Regions from separate parts of the Mus musculus genome. Here region 2 is linked to region 1. Evidence: chromatin loops called from intact Hi-C (ENCODE). Cell type or tissue: left cerebral cortex. All regions are shown on one strand. Links, peaks and the distances in the headings refer to the core of each region. The heading gives the core; the rest is flanking DNA.

Region 1 (9,734 bases), core at 1,042-9,041:
TCACTTAGAAACAAGAATTTTTGCTAGCCAGATGTGGTGTAGCATAAGCCTTTAATCTCAGCATTTGGGAGGCACAGGCAGAGGCCAGCCTGGTCTACATATGGAGTTATAGGATAGCCAGGGGTCCATTGAGAGACCCTTCCCTGCAACAAACAAACAAACAATGAATGAATGAATTTGGGGAACAGAGAAATGACTTAGTAGGTAAAAGGCACTTGCCAAGCCATCTGACCTGAGTTTGTGACCTAGACCTGCATGGTGGAAGGAGACAACTGACTCCTTTAAGTTGTCCTGTGATGCATGTCATGACATACAAGCACACCCCAAGGCATAATCAATCAATCAATCAATCAATCAAGCAATCAATCAATCAACGACTTTATTTTCTCTAAGTAAATAATGATCTGTGTCCACTTACCATAGAAGGAAAACTAGTAGAGTCATTTTACCTAGGGTAAACATCAGAATGAAGTAGTTGTTTTCTAGAAGTACTTAGTCCCCGAAGAAATCACTGTAGAAAACAGTGATTGTTTTCTGTGATTTACAGAATTGTTTTCCTGAAAGAGCATTATAACCTTTGCATGACTTTGGCCATAAGACAATCCTGGCACACCTTGAATATCTTGCATGATTGGGTATTCCAAACAGTGCACAGAAAGGACTGAAGTTGCAGGGATGTGATGTTTTTCTTCATGTAGCACATAGAATAGACCAGTGGCTCTGCTATGAGGAACTTATTTTACGCAATAAACAATTTTTGTATAATGATCAGTAAATATGCTTTGACATGGCAGTTTGAAGTCAGTCCATCAGAGGCAGGACCTCCACGATGCCTGCAAGGTCATATTTCATCCTGGAGTGATTTTCTTTCTTGGATTACTCCACATGACTCTACTACGAACAACTTACATGGATTCTCTTTTACTCTGCTAGCTTAGTATTTCTGGCCAAGTTCCATTGTTCTGTGCCTTTTCAAGATTGCATGGCTAGTATGCTACTTTGCTTCTCAGCAGGTAAAAGCAGTCTCTTCAAAGAGAATCCTTCTATTTTGTTCTGACTGTTTCCCAAGTGAGACAGGAAGATTAGACAGAAGGGCTTCTATTCTTCCTGACACAGCCACAGATGTTTGATAAAAGTGGGAGGGGTGCTTGCTCATTAGGTACCAGTAGACACAAGAATAAGCAATAGTGTTGCTGTCTCTCTCTTCCTAATTGTTCATCCTATTCCTAACACAGTTCCTCCTCAGGACAAAGGTGAGCAGAAGCTCTGCTGGGCCTCCTCCTGACCCACAGGACTGCTATTGGCATCTTCAGTTGTGTGTTCAGAAAACAAACAAACAAACAAACAAACACCCCTCCCCCAAGGAGTTACCTACAGTCTCAGGTATTGTCATCAATCTTGGGAGGTTTCCTATCTTTCCCCAGACAAAGAGACTAACATCTGGACTCTTTTCCTCATCTCTCGGGGGATGGTCACAGCAGAAGAACTTTTTGAAATCCTCTGACCTTGGAGTATGAGGGTCCATACCCAAAACCTGGTATTTGGTTTTCATAAGGCCACTGTGAGCTTGATGGTCTTTGGGCTCACTGATAGAGCTCAGGCAACTTAAATGTCATTCCTTGGTTTATCTATGGCACTTCAAGAGTCATGGCAAGTATTTGCTATATTTTAATGAACCTTTCCATCCTTGGCAAAGGTAGTGATGTCCTCCCCGTCACCAATGCCTTGTTTGGTTTTTGTTTTTCCCCTTCTAGGCTTGTCTCAGACTCACGTTGTAAAGAATGACCTTATATTTCAGATGCTTTTGTCTCTGCAGGTGTGTGACATCATCCTGATTTATGCCATACTAAGAATTGAACCTAGGGCTTTGTGCATGCCTGGCAAGCACTGTACTAGTTGAGCTATACTTTTCTAAACTCCTGAGTTTGTCCTTAGCCTACATTGGAACAGGAGGACTATGCTGAAGGAAGCAGCTCTATCACTGGGAAGAATCTGAACTAATGAAGCAAAGGGTGAGACCAGGACAATGAAGACCCCCACACAGAGTGCACATCTAGCCTTACTGGGACCCATTCAACACTGCAGCTGAATTGGGTATTAAGTAATCACTTATTTAACAAGAGTTTCAAATATTGTAGTTAAGCAGACAAAGGTTGGGACAGAAATCAACAGAAAAGAGTACATGTGCCAGCAGACTTCCTTGCTAGTCATAAGCAGGAAATGCAACAGAAAGCACGTTTGTCAACGGCACAGGTGTATTTACTGTCCACGTGTGCTGGACCGGCCAACTGCTATGATCTATGTGTAGCTCTTGGGATTGGTACAGTATCTGCAGAGTGCATAATTTAAACACAAAGCTTCTTGACTTCATTTAGACTGCTCTGTAGCAGGCAAAGCCCTTGAAATAAGACTTCCTTCTACGTTGGGTTCTAAGTTTCAGTCCTGGCATCTGATTTTTATCAGTTTTGTATAGACTTTATGTTTCATATTTTAATCTCAAATCTAGCATTGTATAAAGTTTGGACAATTTATCCTGAAGCTTTGTATCTGGCTGTACCTGTATAAACTGCTACAGATAAAAATAAAGCACGCACAACCTGTATCTATCATGTAGATGCATGGAAAGATGAGCTTTGCACACAATGGGTTTGGAGGTGACTGAGAACAATGAAAATAACTACATTAGCCATGGTTGTAAAGGGTTTTGGTGTTGTTATTTATTTTAAAAACCATTTTGTGAAAGTTTTCTGAAACGTGGTAGTGAAAAGCAGTTGGTATTAAAAGAGAAAGAAAGAAAGAAAGGAAGAAAGAAGGAAAAGAAAGGAAAGAATGAAACCAAGCAAGCAAGCAAGCAAGCAAGCAAGCAAGAGCTGGGCAGTGGTGGTGGTGGTGGTGGTGCACATTTTACATTCCAGCATTCAGGAGGCAGAGGTGGGCGGGGGTTGGGAGGTGTCTCTGAGTTCAGGGTCAGCTTAGCCTACAAAGTGAATTCAAGGACAGCTAGGGCTATTATACAGAAAAACCCTGTCTCAAAAAACTAAAACAAACAACCAAACCACCCCCCCAAGCCCCCCCCCCCCCAAGACAATCCCTCGCAAAGAAAAAAAATTTAAGGATACATTTTAAAATTATTTTTTCCTTGTATGGTTGTGTGTCTGCATGTGTGTATGCCACATGCAAAAGCCATAGGATGGCGTCAGTGCCTCTGGAGCTGAAATCATAGGTAATTGTGAGCTACCTGGTGTGAGAATTTGGAAGCAAACTCAGGTTCTAGAAAAGCATCATGCGTGCTTAAATTTATTTAAAGAAGGACCAGTAAGCTAGTTCAGTGGGTCAAGATGTTTGCCACCAAGCCCCATAATCTGCGTCAATCCCTGTGATCCACGAGGTAGGAGAGTACTGACTTCCATATTTGGGCCTCTGACCTTGGAGTGTGTAGCAATACTCTATGGCAAATGTGCTACACAATACATTTTAAAAATAGAAATGACATGTGTATAAGGCAGAGATGTTAATTAGCCTTCTCCATTTGTTCCTACAGACCAAAGTGAACAATCAAGGGCTTTCAGCAAAAGTTTCTTTCAAGTCTCTAAGAAGTTGCCTAGGCAACCATTATCATCATAATCCACAAGATAAAGGCACTCACTATCTACAAAGCTAACGGGAGAATTTCAATGTGTTCCCCAGCGGAGTAGCCTCCAAAATTAGTAATTTTTAAGTTAACAAAGAGTAGATGGAGCCATAGGAATTATTTAGGTTTTCCACTTGATAATAAATACAGTAAGAAAATATGCTGAAAAATAAACATTTCCATTCAGGAAGAGCTAATTGTTGGATTCTGTAAGATCCAATAATGGCAGGGCAGTGGAGGTGCACACCTTTTATCCCAGACCTTGAGAAGCAGAGGCCAAAGACTCTCTGAGTTCCAGATTAGCCTGGTCTACAGGGTGAGTGTCAGGATAGCCAGGGTTACACAGAGAAACCCTGTCTCACTGCTCCCCCAAAGGATACAATAATGGCCTGATCTTGTTAAAACTCTGGAGGAGTCATAAACAATATCTACCTCCTCTTTCTATGGTGCCAATGACCACTTGAGGTAAGTGAATGAAAAAATAGATCAGTAAAAAGGACAGGACACGACTGCTCCTAGGTATGGCGGGGGAGAAGCTTTGTTGTGGATAAAAGGGAGAGCGCAGTCAGAGGCTGGGACATCTGGGAGAGTCCATAGTGGACTTGACCCTGAGCCATGTGAGGAGAGGGGAAAGGAGAGAGGGTGGAGGGGAGAGGGCAAACAGGTGCTACAGCCTGAAGGCCTAAAAGACTGGGGTAACCAACATGAACGGATTATATGAGGAAGAGCAACCCAATCTCTTGGGCTGAAGAGTTCAAGGGCGGGGTAGGGAGTGTCGGGGAGGGGGGAAAGAAGAGGAGGGGGTTTGCCAGCCAGGAAGGCCCAGTAAGAGGTATGGACTGAGAAGTGAAGGGAGAAACAGGCAGCCAGACTCTGCTTTGATACGTTCGTTAAGTAGGTATCTCAGCCATTTGTACCAGAATTGAAGCCTAGCAGTAAGGCTCCACCAACGTCCAGCCTGGGGAACCAATGAACTTGTTTAAAAGGCTTATTTATAGAGCCTGGGAGACATTAAAGCAGCCGCACTGGAATGTCTGCATTCAACATGGATGATGACTCCCCCAGGGCCGTGTAAATGGAGACCCTTCCCTATTTCTACCCTGCCTAAGTGCTACAGCCCCTCCCTAATCCCTCAACCACGTACACAATTCAGATTTGCATTTAACTGGTTGGGAGGGGTGACGAAATACTCACTTGAGGGCTGAGTTTCTCTCCCCACTCCTTCCTTCTTTGAGGGAATGTCAGCTGTTAACAAGTCCAGCTGTGATGATCTTTTGGGAGCAGTTCCTCCCAAACTCCTGAAGATGGCAGCAGTGCACTGAAGAAAAACGCTTAAGTGCTCATGAATCCAATGTAGGATATGTTTAATAATTATGCTATGCCTGCTAGCTAGCCATAATAAGGAATGTAATAGAACCTCTAAAAACAGGAAAATATTTGTGAGATGCTATGGAAGACTTTAATGGCTGTTGGGTGAGAGAATAAAAAACAGCAGGACCTTTGCTTTCTGCACTCGGGTCTCCTCCAATGATTATCAGATACTCAGATCCAGGACTGAGCCAGGCTCTGCAAACCTGGACTATTCAGATGGCTATAGGTAGTGACACTTCATTGGAGAAATCACAGACAAAGGACTTTAAGAATCAGGCTCCATATGAACCTTGGGGATGTTCACTAAAGGAAAGTTTTGATTGTGTCTTTGTAGTTGCAAAAGGCCAAAAAGCCATCTCTATGTGGATAGAATCTGGAATGTATTATATAAAAGGTAGTTGTGTTGTTTGCCAGAAGGAAATTTAAAGACACTCTGTTCCTGTGATGTTTCTTCTGTACTGGGAAATGGATTCCAGGCCTTGCATTTGTTAAGCAAGCACTATGCCACTTGGCTATACCAATAGCTCCTCCTTCATTTTATATTTGAGAAAGGTGTTATTGCATAGCCCTGGCTGGCCCGGAACTCACTGTGTAGACTAGACTGGCTTCAAATTCAGAGCTCTATCTGCATCTACCTCCCCTCAAGTGATAGGATTGAAGGCAAGTGTCACTACACACAGCTTCCTAGCTCCCTTTTTGAATACTTTAAATTTGGGGATAAGGATTGAAGCAAGTCACCCAAGCTTGCCTTGACCCTGCTACTTCAGGGTCCTGCATAGGGGGTTACACGTGTTTACCACCATGCCTTAGAGTCAGTCTTTTGAAATGTTTCTAAGAAAAGAGACCTCAAATCAAGTATTGTGGCTTATGTCAGTAAACCCAGCATTCAGGTGAGTGAGGCTGGAAGATTACCACAAGTTCCAGCTTAGCAAGGGTTACGTAGTAAGACCTTCTCTCAAAAAACAAAAGTTACAAAAAGTGCCTCCTTAAACCCTTTTGCTTGTTTGTTTTTTGAGACAGGATTTCTCTATGTACGACTGTCGTGGCACTCTGTAGACCAGACTGGCATCGAAATCCCAAAGATCCTCCTGCCTCTGCCTCTGTGCTGGGACTAAAGGCATGAGCCACCACCACCGCTGCCACTGGCTAACCTTCAAGTCACTAAGATGAAGATGAAAATCAGTCAGTGGATGGCTTAATACTGGCCTCATCCAACACACACTTAGATCTTGCCAATAACTCATCCTCCAGAATGCAATTTGGATATTTAATTGTTTTAAATTCTAAGAGTGTAGTTCAAAGCAATAAAAATAGGCAAGTGACACTCTACCATTGACATACACTTTCAGTCCCTGTCCATTTCTGAAAATTTCTCTCTCTAAAGCTGCACTGACTAGACATTTCTTTTTTTTTTTTGCTATGATGGAAATGTTTTTTCTCATTGCTATTTTGTTATTACTATTATTTTACGTATTCACTTTACATCCCACTCACTGCCCCCTGTCATCCCCTCCCACAGTCTTTCTGCCTATATTCCCTCCTCTTCTCCTCTGAGCAGGTGGGGACCCCTGGGTACGGGGTATCCCCCTACCCTGGCACATCAAGTCTCTATGAGGCTAGGCACATCCTCTTCTACTGAGGCCAGACAAGCCAGCCCAGCTAGAAGAACATATCCCACAGACAGGCCACAGGTTTTGGGTAGCCCCCTCTCCCCTGCATGAAGACCAAGCTGCACATCTGCTACATATTCGAGGGGAGGTTTGAGTTCAGCTGTGCATGCTCTTTGGTTGGCGGTTCAGTCTCTGAGAGCCCTAGGGGTCCAGGTTAGTTGACTTTGTTGATCTTCCATGTGCTTTTGATCTTAGCCATTCTGACCAGTGTAAATGGAATCTCAGAGTTGTTTTGATTTGCATTTCCCTGCTGACTGAGGACTTGGAAAGTTTCTGAAAGTGCTTTTCGACCATTTGAGATTCCTTTGCTGAAAATTCTCTGTTTAGCTCTGTGCCCCCCCCCCCCACTTTTTTCTTTTTGGGTTATTTGGGTTATTGGTGTTTACCTTCTTGAGTTTATTTATTTATTTATTTTGATAAAATTTGGATATTAGCCCTTTGTCAGATGTAAGGTTGGTGAGGACATGGAAATGTTCTTGCATCTTCCTGTCCAACACAGTAACCATTAGTTTCATGTGACAGTGTCTACTTTCTCAGAACTTACATATTAGAACCATGCTGCCCAATACAACGTCATCACCACACAGGTATATTTTAAAACTTTTGACCTTTTAAAGATAATGTATAATGTTTAATGCCTTTAAATTTAATTGCTATTTTTCAGCATCAAGTTTTTGGATACAACTGTCATTTAATATCACAAATATGTGGTCATATTCAGAGATGGAACATATATTTTTTTTATTAGATATTTTCTTTATTTTATCCCCTTTCCGGGTTTTCCCTCTAAAAATCCTTTATCCCCTCCCGCTTCCCTCTGCTCAACAACCCACCCACTCCTGCTTCCTGGCCCTGGCATTCCCCTACACTGGGGCATAGAGCCTTCACATGACCAAAGGCCTCTCCTCCCATTGATGATCGACTAGGCCATTCTCTGCTACATATGCAGCTGGAGCCATAAGTCCCACCATGTGTACTCTTTGGTTAGTGGTTTAGTCGCAGGGAGCTCTGGGGGAACTGGTTAGTTCATATTGTTGTTCCTCCTATAGGGCTACAAACCCCTTCAGCTCCTCTGTCCTTTATCTTGCTCCTCCATTGGGTACCATGTGCTGAGTCTAATGGTTGGCTGGGACCATCCACCTCTGTATTTGTCAGACACTGGTAGAGCCTCTCAGGAGACAGCTATAACAGGCTTCTGTCAGCAAGCACTTATTGACATCCACAATAGTGTCTGGGTTTGGTAACAGTATATGGGATGGGTTCCCAGGTGGGGCAGTCTCTGGATGGTCATTCCTTCAGTCTCTGCTCCACAATTTCTCTCTCTAACTCCTTCCATGGTTATTTTGTTCCCCCTTCTAAAAAGGACCGAAGTAGTCACACTTTGGTCTTCCTTCTTCTTGAGTTTCATGTGGTTTTTGAATTGTATCTTGGGTATTCTGAGCTTCTGGGCTAATACCACTTATCAGTGAGTGCATACCATGTATGTTCTTTTGTGATTGGGTTACCTCACTAAGGATGATATTTTCTTTTTAAACTTTTTCCAATTTTTTATTAGATATTTTCTTTATTTACATTTCAAATGCTATCCTGAAAGTCCCCTATACCCTCCCCCCACGCTGCTCCCCTACCCACCCACTCCCACTTCTTGGCCCTGGTGTTCCCCTGTACTGGGGCATATAAAGTTTGCAAGATCAAGGGGCCTCTCTTCCCAATGATGGCCGACTAGGCCATCTTCTGCTACATATGCAGCTAGAGACACGAGCTCCGGGGGGTATTGGTTAGTTCATATTGTTGTTCCTTGTATAAGGTTACAGACCCCTTCAGCTCCTTGGGTACTTCCTCTAGCTCCTCCATTGGGGGCCCTGTGTTCCATCTTTTTTTTTTTTTTTGTTTGTTTGTTTTTTTTCTTTTTTTTTTTAAATTAGATATTGTGATGGTTTGTATATCCTTGGACCAGGGAGTGGCACCATCTGAAGGTGTGGCTTTGTTGGAATAGGTGTGACCTGGTTGGAATGGGTGTGGGTATAAGATCCTCACCTTAGTTGCCTGGAAGTCAGTCTTCCACTAGCAGCCTTTGGATGAAGACATAGAACTCTTCAGCTCTACCTGCACCATGCCTGTGTGGATACTGCCATGCACCCACTTTGATGATAATGGACTGAACCTCTGAATCTGTAAGCCAGGCCCAATTAAATGTTGTTTTATTAAGACTTGCCTTGGTCATGGTGTCTGTTCACAGCAGTAAAACCCTAACTAAGACAGGTATTTTCTTCATTTACATTTCCAATGCTATCCCAAAAGTCCCCCATGTCCTTCCCCCCAACTACCTTCCCCCCCACACTCCCACTTCTTGGCCCTGGCGTTCCCCTGTACTTAGGCATATAAAGTTTACAAGACCAATGGTCCTCTCTTTCCACTGATGGCCGACTAGGCCATCTTCTGATACATATGCAGCCAGAGACATGAGCTCCAGGCGTTACTGGTTAGTTAATATTGTTGTTCCACCTATAGGGTTGCAGATCCCTTTAGGTCCTTGGGTACTTTCTCTAGCTCCTCCATTGGGGGCACTGTGTTCCATCTTATAGATGACTGTGAGCATCCACTTCTGTATTTGCCAGGCACTGGCATAGCCTCATACCAGACAGCTGTAACAGAGTTCCTTCAGCAAAATCTTTCTGGCATATGCAATAGTGTCTGGGTTTGGTGGCTGATTATGGGATGAATCCCTGGGTGTGGTATTCTCTGGATAGTCCATCCTTTCGTCTTAGCTCCAAACTATGTCTCTGTAACTCCTTTCATGGGTATTTTGTTCCCTATTCTAAGGAGGAATAAAGTATCCACCCATTGGTCTTCCCTCTTCTTGATTTTCTTGTGTTTTGCAAATTGTATCTTGGGTGTTCTATGTTTCTGGGCTAATATCCACTTATCAGTGAGTACATATCTAATGACTTCTTTTGTGATTGAGTTACCTCACTAAGGATATCCTCCAGATACATCTGTTTGTCCAAGAATTTGATAAATCCATTGTTTTTAATAGCTGAGTAGTATTCCATTGTGCAAAT
Region 2 (9,734 bases), core at 546-8,545, 1.6 Mb after region 1:
ATGAATCAAATTAAAGACCCAGACATAAATCCACACACCTATGAACACCCAATTTTTTATAAAGAAGTCAGAAATAAGCAATGAAAACAAAAAAAGAATCTTTAACAAATGGCGCTGGTCTAACTGGATGCCTGCATGTAGAAGAATGTGAATAGATCCATATTTATCACTCTACATAAAGTGTAAGTCCAAGTGGATCAAAGACCTCAGTGTAAAAACTGAACTGAATAGAAGAGAAAGTAGGGAACAGCTTGAGCTCATTGGTACAGGAAACAACTTTCTGAAGACAGGGGTTAGTGCACCCCAACACACATATGCAGGCACTAATATCAACAATTAATAAATGGAACCTCATGAAATGGAAAAGCTTCTGTAACTTCCACAAAGGACACTGTCAAGGGGACAAAACAGCAGCCTACAGAATGGGAAAAGATGTGTACCAACTCTACGTTCAATAGAGGGCTAATGTCCAAAATATATAAAGAACTCAAGAAACTAGGCATCAACAAACTAAACAATCCAGTCAAAAAATGAGGTACAAAGCTAAACAGAGAGTTCTCAATAAAGGAATGTCATATGGCTGAGAAACACTTAAAGAAGTGTTCAACATCCTTAGCTGTTGGGGGGTCCAAAAAAAAAAAAAAAACCAACCCAAATAGTCACAAGAGTCCAGCGAAGCAAGATCTTTATTTGAATTAGGCACAAAAACTGACCAGTCAAGGACAACAGCACAGACACAGAAGCTGACTGCATCTTCAGATGTTCATCTTATTATTTAAGTAGATGAGAAAATTTTTTAATTTTATTTTTATTTTTAAAATTCCATACTCCATTACCTGCCCCCCCCCATCCATCCTCTGTCTGCTCCATATCCCACACCTCCTCCCCAGCACACCCCGTCTCCACGTGGATGCCCCCACCCGCTACCTCATCTGACTTCTAAGCTCCCTGGGGCCTCCAGTCTCTTGAGGGTTAGGTGCATCATCTCTGAATGAACACAGACCCAGAAGTTCTCTACTGTATGTGTGTTGGGGGCCTCATATCAGCTGGTGTATGCTGTCTGTTTGGTGGTCCAGTGTTTGAAAGATCTCAGGGGTCCAGATTAATTAAGACTGCTGGTTCTCCTATAGGGTGACCCTTTTCCTCAGCTTCTTTCAGCCTTCCCTAATTCAACAACAGGAGTCAGCTACTTCTGTCCACTGGTTGGGTGCAAATATGCATCTGACTTTCTCAGCTGCTTGTTGGGTCTTTCGGAGGGCAGTCATGATAGGTCTCTTTTTGTGAGCTCTCCATAGCCTCAGTAATAGACCCTCCCCTTGACCTGGATCCCACTTTGGGCCTGTCCCTGGACCTTCTTTTCCTCAAGCTCTTCTCCATTTCCATCCCTGTAATTCTTTCAGAGAGGAACAATTATGGGTCAGAGGTGTGACTATAGGATGGCAACCCCATCCTGCACGTGATGCCCCATCTTCCTGCTGGAGGTGGGCTCTATCAAGTTCCCTCTCCCTACTGTCGGGCAGGACGTTTCATCTAAGGTCTCTCCCTTTGAGTCCTGAGAGTCTCTCGCCTCCCAGGTCTCTGGTGCATTCTGGGGGGTCCCCCCAAGCTCCTATTTTCTGAGGTTGCCTGTTTACATTCTTTCTGCTGGCCCTCAGGGCTTCAGTCCTTTTCCCTCACCCAATACCAGATCAGGTTTCCCTCCCCACCCCACCCCTCCAAACTCCTCCCCTCATCCACTTTCCCTCCCAGGTCCTTCCCTCCCTCCCAACTTGTGATTTCTTCCTTCTCTCTCCCAAGTGGAACTGAGGTATCCTCACTTGGGCACTTCAGCTTGTGGAGCTTTTTGAATTCTGTGAACTGTGTCTTGGATATTCTATATGTTTTGGGAGGGTTTTGGGGGGGAGTTGTTTTTTGTTTTGTTTTGTTGTTGTTGTTGTTTTGTTTTGGGATTTTTTTGGCTAATATCCACTTATTAGTGAGTACATACCATGCATGTCCTTTTGGGTCTGAGTTATCTCTTTCAGGATGATATTTTCTAGTTCTATCCATTTGCCTACAAAACTCAGGATGTTCTCATTCTTAATAACTGAGTAGTATTCCATTGTGTGAATGAATCACATTTTCTGAATCCATTCTTCTGTCATGGGACATCTGGGTTGTTTTCACCTTCTGGCTATCACAAATAAGGCTGCTATGAACATAGTGGAACATGTGCCCCTGTGTCATGGTGGGGTATCTTTTGGGTATATTCCCAAGAGTGGTATAGCTGGATCTTCAGGTAGATCTATTTCCAATTTTCTGAGAAGCCTCCAGATTGATTTCCAGAGTGTTTGTACCAGTTTGCAATCCCACCAGCAGTAGAGGAGTGTTCCTCTTTCTCCACATCCTCTCCAACACGTGTTGTCACCTGAGGTTTTGATCTTAGCCATTATGATTGGTGTAAGATGGAATTTCAGGGTCGTTTGATTTGCATTTCTCTGATCGATAAGGACTTTGAACATTTCTTTAGGTGCTTCCAGCTACTTGAGATTCCTCAGTTGTGAATTCTTGGTTTAGTTCTATACTGCATTTCTTGATTAGGTTGTTTGGTTTTTTTCATGATTAACTTCTTGAGTTCTTTATATATTTTGGATATTTGCCCTCTATCAGATGTGGGGTTAATGAAGATTCTTTTTCCCAATTTGTAGGCTGCCAATTTGTCTTATTGACTATGTCCTTTGCCTTTCAGAAGCTTTCCAGTTTCATGAGGTCCCATTTATCAAGTGTTGATCTTAGAACATGAGCCACTGAAGTTCTGTTTAGGAAATTTCCCCCTCTGCCAATGAGTTCAAGGCTCTTTTCCACTTTCTCTTCTATTAAATTCAGTGTATCTGGTTTTATGTTAAGGTCCTTGATCCACTTGGACTTGAGCTTTGTACAAGGTGACAAAAATAGGTCTATTTTCATTCTTCTATATACTGACAGCCAGTTAGACCAGCACCATTTATTGAAGATGATTTCTTTTTTCCATTGTATATTTTTGGCATCTTTGTCAAAGATCAAGTGACCATAAGTGTGTGGTTTTATTTCTGGGTCCTCAATTCTATTCCATTGATCAACATGTCTGTCTCTGTACCAAAACCATGCAGTTTTTATCACTATTGCTCTGTAGTAAAGCTTGAGGTCAGGGATAGTGATTCCCGCAGCTGTTCTTTTATTATTAAGAATTTTTTTTGCTATTCCAGGTTTTTTGCCTTTCCAGATGAATTTGAAGATTGCTCTTTCCATGTCTTTGAAGAATTGTGTTGGGATTTTGATGGGGATTGCATTGAATCTATAGATTTGGTAGGATGTCCATTTTTATTATGTTAATTCTGCCAATCCATGAATATGGGAGATCTCTCTATTTTCTGAGATCTTTTTCGATTTCTTTCTTGAGAGAGTTGAAGTTATTGTCAGTCAGGTCTTTCACTTGTTTGGTTAGAGTTATCCCAAGATATTTATACTATTTGTGGCTAATGTGAAGGGAATTATTTCCCTAATTTCTTTCTCAGCCCATTTATCCTTTCTATAAAGGAAGGCTACTGATTTATTTTATTGTACTCAATCCACTAGAAATTGATCAGAGCCATAAAATAGACTCAGAAGCTGAACTGTGACCCTGAGTCAGAGTTTAAGCTTGAAATACACAAACATCTATGCCAAGTTATCTCATGATTTAAGAATAGGTGACTTCTTTGGAACATATCTTTGTGGTACACTTATCCTGCTCCCACTGGCTGGGTTATCAAGCTGTGTTGGTTTGAATATGCTTGACCCAGAGAGTGGCACTATTAGGAGGTGTGGCCTTGTTGGAGGAAATGTGTCACTGTAGGTGTGGGTTTTGAGACCCTCCACAATTTGTTCCTGGCTTCTTTTGGATGAAGATGTAAAACTCTCAGATCCTCCTGTGACATGCCTGCCTGGACACTGCCATTCTCCTTACCTTATGATACTGGGATGAACCTCTGAATCCTGTAAGTCAGGATTATAAAGGATTAATGATGTCCTTTATAAGACTTGCATTGGTCATGGTGTCTGTTCACAGCAATAAAACCCTAACTAAGACAACAGATATGGAAGGATGATTTGCCTTGCAGTCTCATTTCAGCTTGCCAACTGTGATTTCAACTACCCACAGTAATGTCTCTTTCTACCAAGCAGGATATCTGTTATCCAGGGACGTCTTGGAACTTAAAATGTATTTGACTCCTATTCAAAATGGAAGTTCTATTCAAAAATGGCTTCAGTTTGGTTCCATTGTACATAGCCATCAGAGAAATGCAAGTCAAAACTACTCTGAGATTTCATCTTACACCTGTCAGAATGACCAAGATCAATAACATAAGTGACAACTTATGCTATCAAGGATGTGGAGCAAGGGGAACACTCCTTCATTGCTGGTAGGTCACAGCCACTATGGAAATCAATATGGTTGTTTCTCAGAAAAAATTGGGAATCAATCTACCTCAAGACCCAGATTTACCTCTCTTAGGCACATACACAAAAGATGTCCCATCCTACCCCACTCTCACTTGCTTAGCTATGTTTATAGAAGCTTTATTCCTAATAGCCAGAAACTGGAAACAACCTAGATGCCCCTCAAACAGAAGAATGGATAAAGAAAACGTGGTATGCTTACACAATGGAGTGTTACTCAGCTGTTAGAGAAAAAATGACATTATAAAAATTTTAAGCTAATGGATGGAACTAAAACATCCAGAGTGAGGTGACCCAGACCCAGGAAGACAAACGTGATTTTGATTCACAAGTGGATATTAGCTGTTAAATAAAATATAATCACACTACAATCCACAGACCCAGAGAGTCTAAGTAACAAGGCTAGGGGGATGCAGGGTTCTCCCTGGGGAGGAAAAATATAATTTGTGGATAGACTTGGTGGGTGGGGACGGAAACAGGAGGGAATTGGGTGAGGAAGTGAGGGACAGAGGAAGGAGTACAGGAAAAGATTACCAGAATACTGAAACATTTCTAGGAACACAGCAGAAACTTCCTTCACCCATGAAGATGACCCTAGCAAGGACTCCTAGTAATGGAGTATATGAAGCCTGAATCATCCATCTTTGATAACCTAGCAGGCTTCCAGTGGCAGGACCCAGGCACCAATCCAGCCATAAAACCTTCAACCCATAAATAAACACAGCATGTATGCACAGCATGTATGTACCCGTCCTGCCTGCAAGATCGTGGCTCAAAGCTTGTGAGAGTGGCCAACCAAAGACTGGTATAACCAGGCCCAAGCCACAAGAGGGAGCCCGTGCCCAACATTGCCTGGATTCCAGGAACTGGAAACTGAATGTTTGGCTCAGATACCTAGAGTAGAACCAAACACAATTGAAAAGGGAGAAAAAAGTCACTGAAATGATTCCTAATGATGTTCATACATTGGTGCCTAGCCCAATTGACATCAGAGAGGCTCCTTCCAGCAGCTTACGGGAGCAGATGCAGAGACCCACTCAAACATTAGCTGGAGCTCAGGGAAACCTGTAGAAGAGGAGAAGGAAGGATTATAAGAGCCAGAAGGGTTGAGGACTCCAGGAAAACACAGTCCACAGAATCAACTAAGCAGGGCTCATAGGGGCTCACAGAGACTGCAGTGGCAATCACAGAGCCTACACTAGGTCTGTGCTAGGTCCTCTGCATACATGCTGTGTTTATTTAACTTGGGTTTTTTTGTAGGGCTCCTAACAGAGGGAGAAGGGATATCAGTGACTCTTTGCCAGCTCTTGGGACCCTTTTCCTCCTATGAGTTGCTTCGTCCAGCCTTGATATGGGTGTTTGTGCCTAGTCTTATTGCATCTTGCTATGCTGAGTTCAGCTGGTATCACTGAGAAGCCAGCTGGTATCACTGGGAAGCCTGCTCTTTCCTGAAGAGAAATGGAGAATGGATCTGGGAGAGGGCAGGCTGCCATTGGGATGTATTGTATGAAAGAATACATTTAAAAATAAATGTTTGTTTTCAGGCCAGACTTGATGGTGCATGCCTTTAATTGCAGACTAGGGAGGCAGTGGCTGGCAGATCTCTGTGAGTTTGAAGGCAACCTGATCTACAGAGTGAGTTCCAAGACAGTCAGGGCTGTTACACAGAGAAACACAAATAATAACAATAATAACAATAACAATAATAATAATAATAAAATATATTTTCTTTTGGGGTTTTTTTTTGGTGTATTGCCTGCATATATAACTGCACACCATGTGTGTGTATAGTGCTCGGGGGAGGCTAGATGAAGAAGTTGGATCCCTAGAACTGATGTTGCATTCATGTGGGTGCTGAAAATTGAACCAGGGATATCTGGAAGAGTGGTTAGAGCTCTTAACTACCAAGGCATCTCTTCAGCCCTTGATTTTTGCGGGGTGTTGGTTAGTTAGGTGGGTGGGTGGGTGGTTGGTTGGTTTTGAGGCTGGCCTGGTACAAATTGGCGTCAAACTTACAGAAACCCTATTTTTTTTTCTGTCTCCTAACTGCTGAGATTACAAACAGATAGCATCACCCTGGCCTAAAATTAACCGGTGTGTGTGTGTGTGTGTGTGTGTGTGTGTGTGTGTGTGTGTGTGTGTAGTGTATGTGCACGTGTGCAAGTGTGCTCTGCTGTTTCCATGCAGAGGCTAGAGGACATCAGGTGTTCCACTCTATCATACTCTACCTAATTCTCTTGAATCTGGAGCAGGCTGGTGGCCAGCAAGCCATGTGTGTGTAGACCACATGCAGCTTTTATGTAGATTCTGCAGGTCCTGTGCTAGCTTAGGAATCACTCTTAACTATTTCTTAGTGTATTACTCAGAGGTATTGACTCCATGTTATTGTTTTAAATTTTATTTTTATTATTTTTAGTTATGTGTAGCTGTATGTGTCTGTGTGGGAGTGAGCAAATATGTGTTCGGGTGCTCACAGAAACCAGGGTGTCAGATCCCCTGAAGCTAGAGTGGCAGGTGGGTGTGAGCCACCTGACATGGGTGCTGGGAACTGAACTATGGTCTCCTGGAAGAGCAGTTGGTGCTCTTAACTGCTGAGACATCTCTTCAGCTCTTGAGTCCACATTGTACAACTGTCACCACCATCCACCTCCAGGGTCCTTCTTGCCAAACTCAAACTCAGTACCCACTTACGATAACTAGTTTTGGTACAAGCTAGAGACATCTGAGAGGAAACATCAACTGAGTATATGCCCCCATCAGATCAGGCTGCAAACAAGCCTGTAGGACATTTTCTTAGTGATTGACATTGGAGGGCCCAGCCACCCTGGGCTGGTGGTCCTGTGTTCGATAACAAAACAGACTGAGCAAGCCATGGAAATCAAACCAGTAAGCAGCACTCATCCATGGCCTCTGCATCAGCTCCTGCCTCCAAGTTCCTGCCCTATTTGAGTTTCTGCCTTCACTTCCTTCAGTGACAATAGAACTATAAGTAAGGTTAACTCTTTCTTCTCCAAGCTGCTTTTGGTCATCACAGCAATTATCACCCTAACACTCCACTAAACAATGACTCCTTATTCCCTGTAATGGTTAATACTGATTGTCAACTCGTCAGAATCTAAATTCAGCTAGGAGACAAACATCTTGGCATGCCTGAGATGGTTTTTAGACTGAGCATACTGAGGTTGGGAGACTTGCCTTAAATGTCGATGGCACCATTTCATGGGCTCGGGAAAGGAGAAAAAAAACCTGAGCAACAGCCTTCATCGTTCTCTTTGCTTCCTGGCTGTGGATGCAATGGAACAACCTGACTCAAGCTCCTGCCACCACGCTTGTCCTGCCGTGACGGACTGTACCCTCACACTGTGAGCCAAGAGGCCAAGTGTGGTAGTGTACATCTTAAATCCCAACACTCAAAAGGCAGAGGCAGGAAGAGCTCTATGAGTTCAAGCCAGCTGGGTCTACATAGTGAGTTCCAGAGCTGTATAGTGAGACTGTCGACAGACAGGCAGACAGACTGATTGGAGTCATGAGTCAAAATAAATCCTTCCTCCTTGTTTTTCTCAGGTATTTTTTCAAGCAATGAGAAAAGTAACTGACGCCCTCCACCTCTCCGTCCTCCCTGGCAATCACCATTCTATCTACTTCCTGTCTTTATAATTTTGATTGCTGTTAAGTACCTCATAGAGATGAAGTGTTAAATTAAATATGAAAGCTGCTACAAATATGTATCTCCAAGTATTTCTTCAATACCTGCCTTTGAGTCCATACCAAGAAGTGCAAGTGTTGAGTCATATAGTGGTTCTATTTTTAAATTCTTTTCAATTTCATTTTACATGTATGGGTACATATCTACGTGTAGCTGCATTATCTGTGTGTGCCATGTGGGTGTCTAGTGCCCACAGAAGCAATAATAGGGAACTGGATCTCCTGTAACTGAAGTTACAGATGCTTGTGGGCTGACAGGTAGGTACTTAGAATCAGACCTAGGTCCCCTGGAAAAACAGCCAGTGCTCTTAACCATTGAGCTATTTCTCTAACCCTGTAATCTTTTTAATTTTTCAGGATAGTACCAGATTGTCTCCTATATTCTCTGTATCTCTTTACATTATTACCAATAATATGCAAGGTTGTAGTTTGTCCACATCCTCAACAACACTTGGTTTGGTTTGGTTTGGTTTGGTTTGGTTTGGTTTGGTTTGGTTTGGTTTGGTTTGGTTTTGGTTAATATTAACCTTTGTAAATACTATGGAATGCATGTTTCTGCCTCAGCTCTAAACAAAACTCCAACAAGCATAGGAGATAATGGGGCTAAAAGGACTTTTAATTCCATATTTAGTCTTTGACCACAGTTTCTCACAGAAATATTCTCAGGCCTTTATAATTTCGAGGGAAAGGGCTGGCTGGGATCCTTTATAGGAGTGGGTCAGGGTCTAGGGAATAAGGAAGTTGATGAGGCTATAGGAGGATATGTGCAGGTTTGTGGTCTCTTCTTCCTGGAATTGTTGGATCAGCTTAGACAGACTATCTTGAGAAATGACTGTCTCAGTAAACATTCCTCTCTGTGGCTGACTGATAACTGTTGGGTAAGGCCAGCCGAAACTTCCTAAGAATTCTGTATTTACAACTGAGGGACTCTGATATGATTGATAGCTTGTATAATCCCAATGATAGGACAATGGAGACAGAAATATCCCTGTGGTTGACTGGCCAGCCACCTTAGCTTAATTGGTGAGCTCCAGTTCTCTAGAGAGACCTTGTCTCAAAAAATATAATAATAATAATAATAATAATAAAGATGATGGCAGGTGGCTCCTAAGCAATGACATCTGAGGTTAACCTCTGTTCTTCACAAACATGGATACCTGCACACATACAAATGCATACATATATGCACTTATACACATATACTACAAGAAGTATAGATACTGAAAAGATTCTGGAATGCTATCATCTGGAGGTACCACAATATGGTGGACAAAGAAAGGTCATGCTATGGGAGACCTGTGTGACCTTTCACGTGTCTTCCCTGTGTGGTACTCAATTTTCTTTCTTCATTTTCAGCTGGGTTGGACTGGGTTTTTTATTGAGACAAGGATTCTCTGTGTAGCCCTGGCTGTCCTGGGATTTGCTCTATAAACCAGAAAGATCTGCTTGTATTGAAGGCAAAGTCAAGAGCCTGAATGAAGAAGTATCTGATGCCATTGGCCAAGTTACCACACCAGAAGGACAGGACTCCCTTGTTGGCCAAGTCCAGGAAGAGCTGGCTGTTTCACTGC

What was found. Hi-C counts contacts between places; a loop is a spot of excess contacts. Peaks named below come from ENCODE experiments on the same cell type or tissue, not always from the same donor. Only the 100,000 strongest peaks of a DNase experiment are listed, where the experiment ranks them.
Region 2: a loop joins it to region 1, with 12 times the contacts of the local background. A loop is called at or near these places in 3 of 42 quality-filtered maps.

Annotation. Positions count from the first base shown.
Region 1 is chr4:121,236,612-121,246,345 of GRCm38, forward strand. It overlaps Gm30102 (a long non-coding RNA gene), which reads left to right. Exons shown (of 4, transcript XR_868091.1): 3 at 1,236-1,383; 4 at 1,817-2,602. Gm40239 (a long non-coding RNA gene) reads right to left here and starts at 4,897. Exons shown (of 2, transcript XR_868089.1): 1 at 4,826-4,897; 2 at 1-143. In left cerebral cortex, for the core only: a CTCF peak has its summit at 4,935 (motif pointing right); a DNase peak (open chromatin) is centred at 4,917.
Region 2 is chr4:122,803,034-122,812,767 of GRCm38, forward strand. No RefSeq gene overlaps it. Among named protein-coding and RNA genes, the nearest start is that of Ppt1, 28 kb to the right of the region's middle. In left cerebral cortex, for the core only: a CTCF peak has its summit at 5,292 (motif pointing right); a DNase peak (open chromatin) is centred at 5,292.